Linked DNA regions of Homo sapiens: region 1 is linked to region 2. Evidence: chromatin contacts called from ENCODE Hi-C or POLR2A ChIA-PET data. All regions are on one chromosome and are shown on one strand. The core of a region is the stretch at or near the end of the contact, and the rest is flanking DNA. Distances in the headings are between cores, read along the strand shown. Region 1 overlaps ABI2 (abl interactor 2). Region 2 holds the start of ABI2 (abl interactor 2).

What was found. A loop is a pair of places that touch in the nucleus more often than their neighbours do. ChIA-PET counts read pairs that join two places held with the same protein, here RNA polymerase II (POLR2A). Pooled maps may share reads with other maps.
Region 1: a map of Right ventricle myocardium inferior shows a loop between it and region 2 (2.9-fold over the local background). The contact joins the enhancer-like site here to the promoter of ABI2 in region 2. A Hi-C loop is called at or near these places in 6 of 168 maps with a recorded cell type or tissue (CD8-positive, alpha-beta T cell, PC-3, Right ventricle myocardium inferior and 3 more) and 13 of 50 pooled maps. POLR2A ChIA-PET finds 5 or more read pairs at or near these places in 7 of 52 experiments (AG04450, GM10248, H1 and 3 more).

Annotation. Positions count from the first base shown.
Region 1 is chr2:203,411,474-203,416,199 of GRCh38, forward strand. All of the region lies in intron 10 of ABI2 (abl interactor 2), which reads left to right. Among named protein-coding and RNA genes, the nearest start is that of ABI2, 85 kb to the left of the region's middle. Within about 2 kb of position 1,300, at least 3 of the 41 ENCODE cell types and tissues checked have a DNase peak (open chromatin) inside an H3K27ac peak, as active enhancers do.
Region 2 is chr2:203,325,220-203,329,908 of GRCh38, forward strand. It overlaps ABI2 (abl interactor 2), which reads left to right and starts at 3,175. Exons shown (of 12, transcript NM_001375670.1): 1 at 3,175-3,412. The coding sequence starts at 3,296. RefSeq lists an enhancer at 2,062-3,032 and silencers at 2,834-3,173, 2,930-3,117, 3,394-3,743.

The DNA of each region.
Region 1 (4,726 bases), core at 50-2,549, 84 kb after region 2:
TTCAATATTATGAACAAATCACTGTCTGGCTAGTGGAGATAAAATAGAGAAATTTTCTACTTTTAAATAACTAATAGTAAAGACATAAGACAAATACATATAAAATAAGGCACATATAAGAAAAGAAAGATCACATCCTACTGAGGAGGTATCTTTAATCACTAGATATCCCATCTTTTTCTCTGGGTTGCTCAGATAAGTGGTAGTCTAGTTTCTTATCACTGGAGTTTTATGGGTATTATAGGTGGTCTGAGAATCTTCCTCCAGTTTTGTGATTCCAGATATCAGAAGGGCCTTTTATGGTAGGGCTCAGAGGACCAGGCTGCCAGTCTGTCTCCCAAGAAGCCTCATAGGTTGGCAATGAATTTCCCTTGGCCTGTTCAGGTAACTAATTTTGTTCATACCTTGAGTCTTCTAGGGAAGCATTAAGGGAGCTCAGGAGGCTGATGACAAATCAGGAGGCCTGTATCAACATTCAGTGAGGAATTGCTGTCACAGAGACCAGTGAACATAGACTGTATGATGGACAAATCCTCTTCTTATGGGCAGTCTTTGCGAGGGCCACATCACAATAATAAGGTTACATGATTTGCATGAATCTGAACTAGGAGAATGATATTAAAGATCTCATGTCATCAGACCAAAGTAGTCCAGTGTATATATCTCATAACAAGGATGGATGACTTCACTGGTGGGGTAGAAATATTTGCAATCTGTGGCTTAGGACTCCTGCTTATTTGGAAATGGGCACTGCCAGTACTAGAATGTAAGCTCTATAAGAGCAAGGAGTTTTGCCTGTTTTGCTTGCTAGCTGTTTCCCCAGCACTTGGAAAAGCATCTGACACATAGCAGGCACTTTTGGTCCCTGCTTTTTTCTGCTTCTGTAGCTGACCAAATGCCCCCCTTTTATCAGCACATTCTTCTAGATGTGGTTGTATTTTAACTAATAATTCAGTCTTACTGGCCTAAGGGCTCAGTGTCTTTCAGCTGCCTTTGCATCTCTATTTGCTAATTTCTGAAAATAGTCTATTTTACTTACTTTTGTTTATTGGAAGGTACTCCATGAACACCTGTAATGTTTACCACACCGTGACTTCATAAGATGTTTTGTTGAGTTTAAGAGCTATTTTCACATATAATTAGGTTGATTTCATATGTTTTAAATTATGCTATTGGGGCCGACTCTTCTTTAGCTTGGGTGTGACCCACACTGGCTCGAGGAGAAAACTGCCTCTCAGCAACATTCAACTATTAATAGTTCAGCATGTGCCAAGCACATCCATAGTGTGATCCTCTGCCAGGCTTGTGAGGTCAAGTGTGGGATACAGGGTCACTGTTGCCAGGTTTTAAAAAATGTCTGCTGCATCCAAACAGGATAAATACCAAGTAGAAAAGGATTTAATTACAGTACGAGAATTGAAGGACTTTCCAATGCTGGTTCCATTCTACATACTCCATACAAGGTGGAAAGTCTAAGTAAATGTCATTACAGTAAAATAATTTTTTTCCATCACAAATCCGGTTTAATCACAATGATTAATGATGGTAGTCACTTGAATAATACCCTGGGAGTTTTTTCTGTTTTTACTATTGTGATGAGTGTACACCTTAGAGAATTCTGCCAATCAATTGCTACTGCATGTTCTGTGAGATGTTGTCATTCATTTTGAACAAAAGTGGTTCTGAGCAGCTTCTGGAGTAAAGGCCAGATTTTGAAACTGACATTGAAGACTAATCCATTAATGAAACACGAATGTTTGTATAGCAACTAAGTGGTTATTTTCTTAGCAAAAAATGAGACTTGAAAGTTGAATAGGATTTAAAGCAGGATGTCATTGGTTTTCGCCAGTCACCAGTGAAAGCTGCAAGCTTTGTAGAAACAGCAAAATGTTTCATGAACCAAACCTAAGAAGTATTGTTTTAATTTAATAGTAAAGTGCATGACTATCACTTTAAGACTTAGGAATGTCTTAAGTAGATGACTGCAAAACATTATTATAGCAGCACTACCTATATTTTAAAAAGTCATTCCCTAATTTGACCACCCTATCACAGTTGATTGCCTTTTGGATTGGTCTTTTTCATCTTTTCCTACAATCATATACGTTTCTCATTTACACAACGTATAAAAAAATTGTGTATGAGGTGTGCTGTGACTAATTTTACAGACGTGGCAGGACTTAAACATTAGTCAAATAATAAACATTATTTGAATGTTTAAGTCTTTAAACTCTTTAAAACATTCACCTTGGAAAAATACATACATTTCTTTTGGTACATCTTCAAAGATAATTCTTTGGAATTATCTTCAAAGCTTTCCAGGTATATTATTTTGAAGATATTCCTTGGTAGCAAATACTCACTCTGCATTAAGTTTGATGTTTGGAAGAAGTCTGGAATAATTTGGAACCAGTTATAGTGACCCAGTTATACTGGGGTAAGAAGTACAGCTATGACCCTGTTATTCCCCTTAAAATCTTTCTGTGGCTCACCATGGCTCTTTGGATAGAGTCCAAACTGCTGTAAGGCCCTTCCTGCCTCATCCTCTTCAGCTTCCTGAAGCTGGCTACTGAATTTGGACAGTTCTTTGAAAGTTTCTTGCTTTCTTACCTTTGTACTTGCATTGTCTTTTTTTTTTTTTTTTTTTGGAGACAGTCTCACTCTGTCACCCAGGCTGGAGTACAGTGGTGCAATCTTGGCTCTCTGCCACCTTCCCCTCCTGGGTTCAAGTGATTCTCATGCCTCAGCCTCGTGAGCAGCTGGGAATACACGTGTGCACCACCATGTGCGTCTAATTTTTGTATTTTTAGTAGAGACGGGGTTTCGCCATATTGGCCAGGCTGGGCTTGAACTCCTGAGCTCAAATGATCCTCCTGCCTCAGCCTCCCAAAGTGCTGGGATTACAGGCGTGAGCCTCCCCGCCTGGCCTTGTTTTGTTCTTTGTATCTGACATGAAATATCAATGCCTCTGCCATCCTACCCTCCCCTCTTCCTCCCCATTAACTCTTACTCTTCCTTCAGGTTTCAGGAAGCCTTTCCTGACCCACATAACAAGTGTGGTTTATGCTGTGTGCTTCTATAGTATCTTAAAGCACACACTACACTCAATTGTAAATGAAGATTTGGTCGTTCATGTCTTCATGACTTTTGCCTACTGCCCTTTTCTCAATGCTGAGCATAATATCCAGCCATATTAGTTAATGTTTGTTGAATAAATACTAATGAAGCATGACTTGAAGTTTTTAAAATTTATCCCATCCCATAATAGTGTAGCTTTTAAGATAATAGGCATTGGAGTTCAGGTGCTTTTCCACTTACTTGCTGTCAGAATACTTAATCTTGGAAAGCCAGTCTCCACATCTATAAAATGAAAAACACCACCTCCCAATATAAAGATGAAATGAAATAATGCATTACAAAGGACTAGCTGAGTAATTGGAACATTTTAAGTCAAAAGTAGTAGCTTATTAAACTGGCAGTTACAAGAAAAGTAAAAATGACCAATGGCAGCATCTTTGAGTAATTTTGTAGTGTCATTTCTCAAGGTTATTGTTTTGAAAGTTCCTTTGGATCTATGGTTCTGTGCAGTTGTTTAAAGTCAGTCTTTTTATCTTACAAATGGAAATAGGATAAATTTCTCTTTCTCACCCAAGTATATGGTAAATCACATATCTATATCTTTTGTTTATTAATAAAAACTATTAGGATGAAAGACATTCTATTTAATGACTGAAGTTTTAAAGTTTATAAAGTAGATCAGTATAGAGGGGCACAGCAGATGGGAAGAATACTGATAAGACAGCATGGTGTTGATGTGGCTGCTCCCACCAGGCATCAGCAGTCTTTGAAAATCCATTTAATTCACCGGGCGCGGTGGCTCACGCCTGTAATCCCAGCACTTTGGGAGGCCGAGGTGGGCGGATCACAGGGTCAAGAGATCTAGACGATCCTGGCTAACACGGTGAAACCCCATCTCTACTAAAAATACAAAAAATTAGCTGGGTGTGGTGGCGGGCGCCTGTAGTCCCAGCTACTTGGGAGGGTGAGGCAGGAGATTGGCATGAACCCGGGAGGCAGAGCTTGCAATGAGCCGAGATCACACCACTGCACTCCAGCCTGGGCGATAGAGCGAGACTCCGTCTCAAAAAAAAAAAAAAAAAAAAAAAAAAATCCATTTAATTCAATTCGTAGGCTTAGATTAAAAAATACTAAATAAATTGGATTGCTCAGAGAGTCACATGGGAACTATACTGGTACCTCATAAATAAGAATTAGTGCTGTTCATTAAACCTGGGGAGCTGATAAACAGGTTTATTCATTTCATTCTGTTCAGTTGTGCTCACGTATTTACCAACCATTTTGAAAGCTTAAGGTAGCTGAGTTTGAAGATAATCTTTTTGATGTTACTATATATTGGTATGCAAGCTGTGGAAGCAGATCTCCATGTGAGATATTTTAAATTACTCTGATAGTACACTTGGACATTTAGCCTGAAGAAATTCTGAATTATAGTCTGAATTAGAAGAAATTCTATAAGTAAACAAACATCCTCATAGATGAAGTAACCCAAGTTTGTTGATGATTTTTTTCCTCTTGAATTTGGTAAAATGCTATTTTAGAAAAATTCATTAAGAGGAAAGTAGTGGGTTATTAAAATTTTACTATTCCCTGGACTCATTTAAGTGAAAAAATATTTTAAGAATTTGTGAAATATGGTTTTCAGTGT
Region 2 (4,689 bases), core at 1,925-4,424:
CACAACCTCATACATGGGTATATTAGATTTGTATAATTTTGAAAATCTTCTTGTACTAAAGCTCTTAAATATGGCTTCTTAGAGCAATGAGTTTGCTTATTTACGTTTATAAGAAGTTCATGTGAAGTGTGTACAACTATTATAATTGTAACTCTCTAAGGGCTTGAAAATGCACTTTTATCATATCAGTTCATCTGAAAAACTGTAAAATTGAACAGATTTCAATTACCTTCATCAGCTTAAACAATGGAGAAGTAGTGGAAGATTTTCATGAGGTACACAATCTCATCCTTGAACCTAATAACTATATACTCTTTTACAGATTTTGTAGTTATCCTTTTTTGCTTAATCAATCTTGGTGGCAGCAAAGTGTTTTGTTTATGTCCTTGCATCTCAGATTCTGCTGTGTACAAAGCACCTCTCTAGATGGAGTTTCCCAGCTGCCAGAAATTGGAATCATAGACTTTTTGAGCCAGAAGGGCCGTTTCATAGGCATCAGCTGGGAACTTGTTAAACCTACATTAATAAATTGGGCCAGACCAACTGAATAAAGAACTCTGGAGGTGTGGTCCAGCAATCTGGTTTAGAAAGCCCTCCAGGTGATTCCAAACCACACTCAAGTTTCAGAATTCCTGACCTGAGTTTCACCCTTTGATTTCTCTTTCTTTTTCGAGACAGAGCCTCCGTCGCCCAGGTTGGAGTGCAGTGGCGCGATCTCGGCTCACTGCAACCTACGCCACCCTGGTTCAAGCGATTCTCCAGCCTCAGCCTTCTGAGTAGCTGGGATTACAGGCACCCGCTTCCACACCCAGCTAATTTTTGTATTTTTAGTAGAGACGGGGTTTCACCATGTTGGCCAGGCTGGTCTCGAACTCCTGACCTCAGCTGATCCACCTGTGTCGGCCTCCCAAAGTGCTGGAATTACAGGCGAGAGCCACCGTGCCCGGCCTCACCCTTTGATTTCTTGATAAGGAAACTAGGTCCAAAGAGATTGTCACTAATTAGAGAAAATACTAGAATCTTTTCTAGGTAATTTCTAGAATGACGAAACATCCCAGAGGGAAATTTGTTTATTAGGCTAATTGCTAAGCCATAGTTGAAAAAATGCTGGGTGGGAATAAGTAATGATAGGGGAAGAGTCTGTCTACCATTTAACTCACCTGATGAGCTTCTTCAACATTATTTTTTGATCTATTGAAGTTTAGTCTGAAAGAAAAGTTTGCTTCATCTAACATTTGTTTTATTCACTTGATTATTCATATGTCGTATTCACTGAAGCAAGTTGATGTGTCATTTAAATAACTACTCATTTCCATCACTCATGCTCTCAAACTAATGAATCTTAGTGTGTGTGACCCTGCAGCTTTCATTTTTAACAAGCTCCTCACACTGAAGTTTGAGAACCACTACTACAGAAGATGGTTAAAGTGCTTAAGAATAAAACTAGTTGGACTAGACCAACATTTTCAATATCCTTTAATTTAGGTTCCACAGTGAAAACTCATACATTCTGCTAATGTATGTATCATGAAGCCAATATAACATTAGGGTTTGCTCCAGATATTTGTAATGATATGGTATTAAAGTGATTTTTTTTTTTTTTGAGACGGAGTCTCGCTCTGTCGCCCAGGCTGGAGTGCAGTGGCACGATCTCCGCTCACTGCAAGCTCTTCTCCCAGGATGACGCCATTCTTCTGCCTCAGCTTCCCGAGTAGCTGGGACTACAGGCGCCCGCCACCATGCCCAGCTAATTTTTTTATTTTTATTTTTAGTAGAGACGGGTTTTCACTGTGTTAGCCAGGATGGTCTCGATCTCCTGACCTCGTGATCCGCCCGCCTCGGCCTCCCAAAGTGCTGGGATTACAGGCGTGAACCACCGCGCCCGTCCTAAAGTGATTTTTTTTTGAAAGTATAAGTTTCCTCATCATCTGAATGAAAAAAATTCACTGTAGGAGGGCCAAGAGATCACCAGATTAAGAAAAGTGTTGAAACAATGGATCTTGTTCTAACTACACAAGTCTAAGATGGTACTGCCTGGAATCAACTTTGATTTTCCACAGCACAAATAAAGGTCATGGCTTCATATCTCAGCAATGGTCAGGAGTTTTAGTTTTTCCAGATTACATTGTGTGGGGTAGTCTGATTTAGGAAAACAAGACACAGTATCTGGAGAATAAAAACAGAATTATAACTCTGCAAGAGGAAAATTATCTGCCTTGAATTTTTGTAGCACTTAATGTTTTTTCAAGGTATTTTCACAATAAACGTTGATTTTATCTATGTAACAGCCCTGTGAAGAAGGCAATTACTACTAGCAAAATCGTTTTCAAAATTTTAAATACTGAATCCATGAATAGGAAAAAGGACAGCGAAGTTGATAGCATTAGAGAAATGACAGAAAAGGTTATGAGTGAGGAAGCGAATCATAGAAATGGCAAACATAAAAAGCTGAGGCCCACGGCACCGCAAACCAGGAGAGAAAGGGGCTAATCTGGCAGGGGAGAACAGCGTTAGTGGGGAAGTGCAAAGAGGCAGGGGCGCAGGAAAGCTGGGGTTAGGAAACTGCAATTCACTGCAACAAAGAGGATGAGGTCAAATCTGAGAAAAATGAAGTCAGGTGGCATTGAAAGCTGCGTGGAAGTTTTATTCCTGCCCTGTTGAGGTGTGATCTTTCACAGAGGAGGGTCCCAAGAGTGGAGGCTGTGCCCTCCTTCGGCCTCCCGTCAGCAGCAGAGGGAGAAAAGCCTCGAGAAGTTCCCTAGGCCGATGACCTCCATGGGGACGGAGCCGAGATGAGTCCCGGAGGGAGCCGGCAGGAAGCCAGCTGAGCAGGGTGGTGTGTTCCCGCCGGGCTAACAAAGGCCGCCGGGAGGTGGGGGCTTCTCCAGCCGCTCCAGCGGCGGGCGGGCGGCGGAAGGGTTAACTGCACCACCAACTCCCGCGCGCATCCCGGCCCCTACCCCCGCCGTCGCTAGGAGACGCCGGAAGTGGGGGAGGGGCCGGCGGCGCGGGCGAGGGTGGGAATCTTTTTCGGGCTCCCGGGGGCGGAGGGAAGGGAGCGCGCGTGCGCGCGCCCGGCCGGCCGTCGCCGCGGTGACCGTCCTCGGAGTCCGTCGGCTCGCGCCCCGCCCCCGTCGCCCCCTCCCCTGTCGCGCGCTGGGGCTGTTTCTCGCTCCTTCCGAGTTACCGCCGCCGTCGCCGCCGCTCCTCCTCTCCCGGTCCTGGGTTTCCTTGGCGCTGCGGCCGCCGCTCCCTCTGCGACCTGTATGAGGAGGAGGAGGAGGAGGATGTGAAGATGGCGGAGCTGCAGATGCTGCTGGAAGAGGAAATCCCGGGGGGCCGCCGGGCCCTCTTCGACAGCTACACAAATCTGGAACGGGTGGCCGATTACTGCGAGAACAACTACATACAGGTGCGAAGCATCCCCAGCTGGGCCGCGTCGGGGACCCCCCCGCCGGGGGCCGCGCGCCTCGGGGCGTGGGGCCGAGGCCGCCTCGGGGACACGGCCCAGCGGAGCCCCCGATGGGGGTGGGGAGCTGGGTGAGGGCTGGGGCTGGTGAATGGGTGGGAATTCTCCGGCTGGAGAAACTGCATTTTAAAAACCTTTAAAAAAGCGGTGAAGCAGTTCTCGGCGTGGTGCGTGTGTCGCGTCCCGCCTCCTCGCCGCTCCCGCCCTCGGCCGCCCCCGCACTCCGCGCCGGTCAGCGTTCCGGATGGCGGAGGGGGCGGAGAGTGGCATTTTCTGTTTGACGGAATCCTGCTCCCCACCTTAGGGTAGGGGTGTCGCGGGTGTTGACGGGTTACCTCCATCCCCCAAATTCTGGATGATTTTTAAGGGGTTATCTTGCTGCAGAGTGAAGTGCTTCAGGCTTCAGTTTTCTGTTCCTGTGAATGCTTCAGAAACCCTTTCTTAATATTTTATGTTCTAAAGGGGATACGGTAGAAGAGCAGCAGTTTCTTGTTGGAAGTTAATGCCATTTTTTTCCCTATGGAGAAGGATGATGAGCTGATTCCCCCCTCCCTCCTAGTTCTGTTAGAATAGGCAGTTTTCCTGGGGGTGGGAGGAGGACAGACTATGACTGTTTCTTAGAGAGAATTGGGAAGATGAACCTCCTGGTTTAATTTTTTTTTTTTTTTTTTTTTTTTACCGTGATGGATCGTTTGGCTCAAGGGCTGATAGTGGTAGGGGCGTGTGTATGGAGGCGGGGGATACCGGATGGTATGAGATCCAGCTGCTCCTGGATGAAGCAAAATATTCTGTGGATTAAAAAAATCCTTCTTTAAAAATTACTTGAAAGGATAGCAGGTTAAAAGGCACAGTTTGCAAAATCTAAAATCTTTTGCTTTTTTTTTTATGGTTATTTTGAATTATGGGTTCTGCCTCCATTTTTTTTCTTTCCCGTTTAAATTCTCTTGGGATAAAGATGGAAATGGAAGCAATATGTTAAACTGTTTCTTCACAGTCTTTTTTTTTTTCCTTTTTTCTTGCTCCCACCTCCATCTCTCCAGGGATCCTTCTTTTTTCTTTTCTTTTTGAGACACAACCTCGTTCTGTAGTCCAGGTTGGAGTGCAGTGGCGCGATCTCGGCTCACTGAAACCTCGGCCTCCTAGGTTTGAGCAATTCTCATGCTTCAGCTTCCCGAGTAGCTGGGACTACAGGCGCCCGCCACCACAGCCGGCTAATTTTT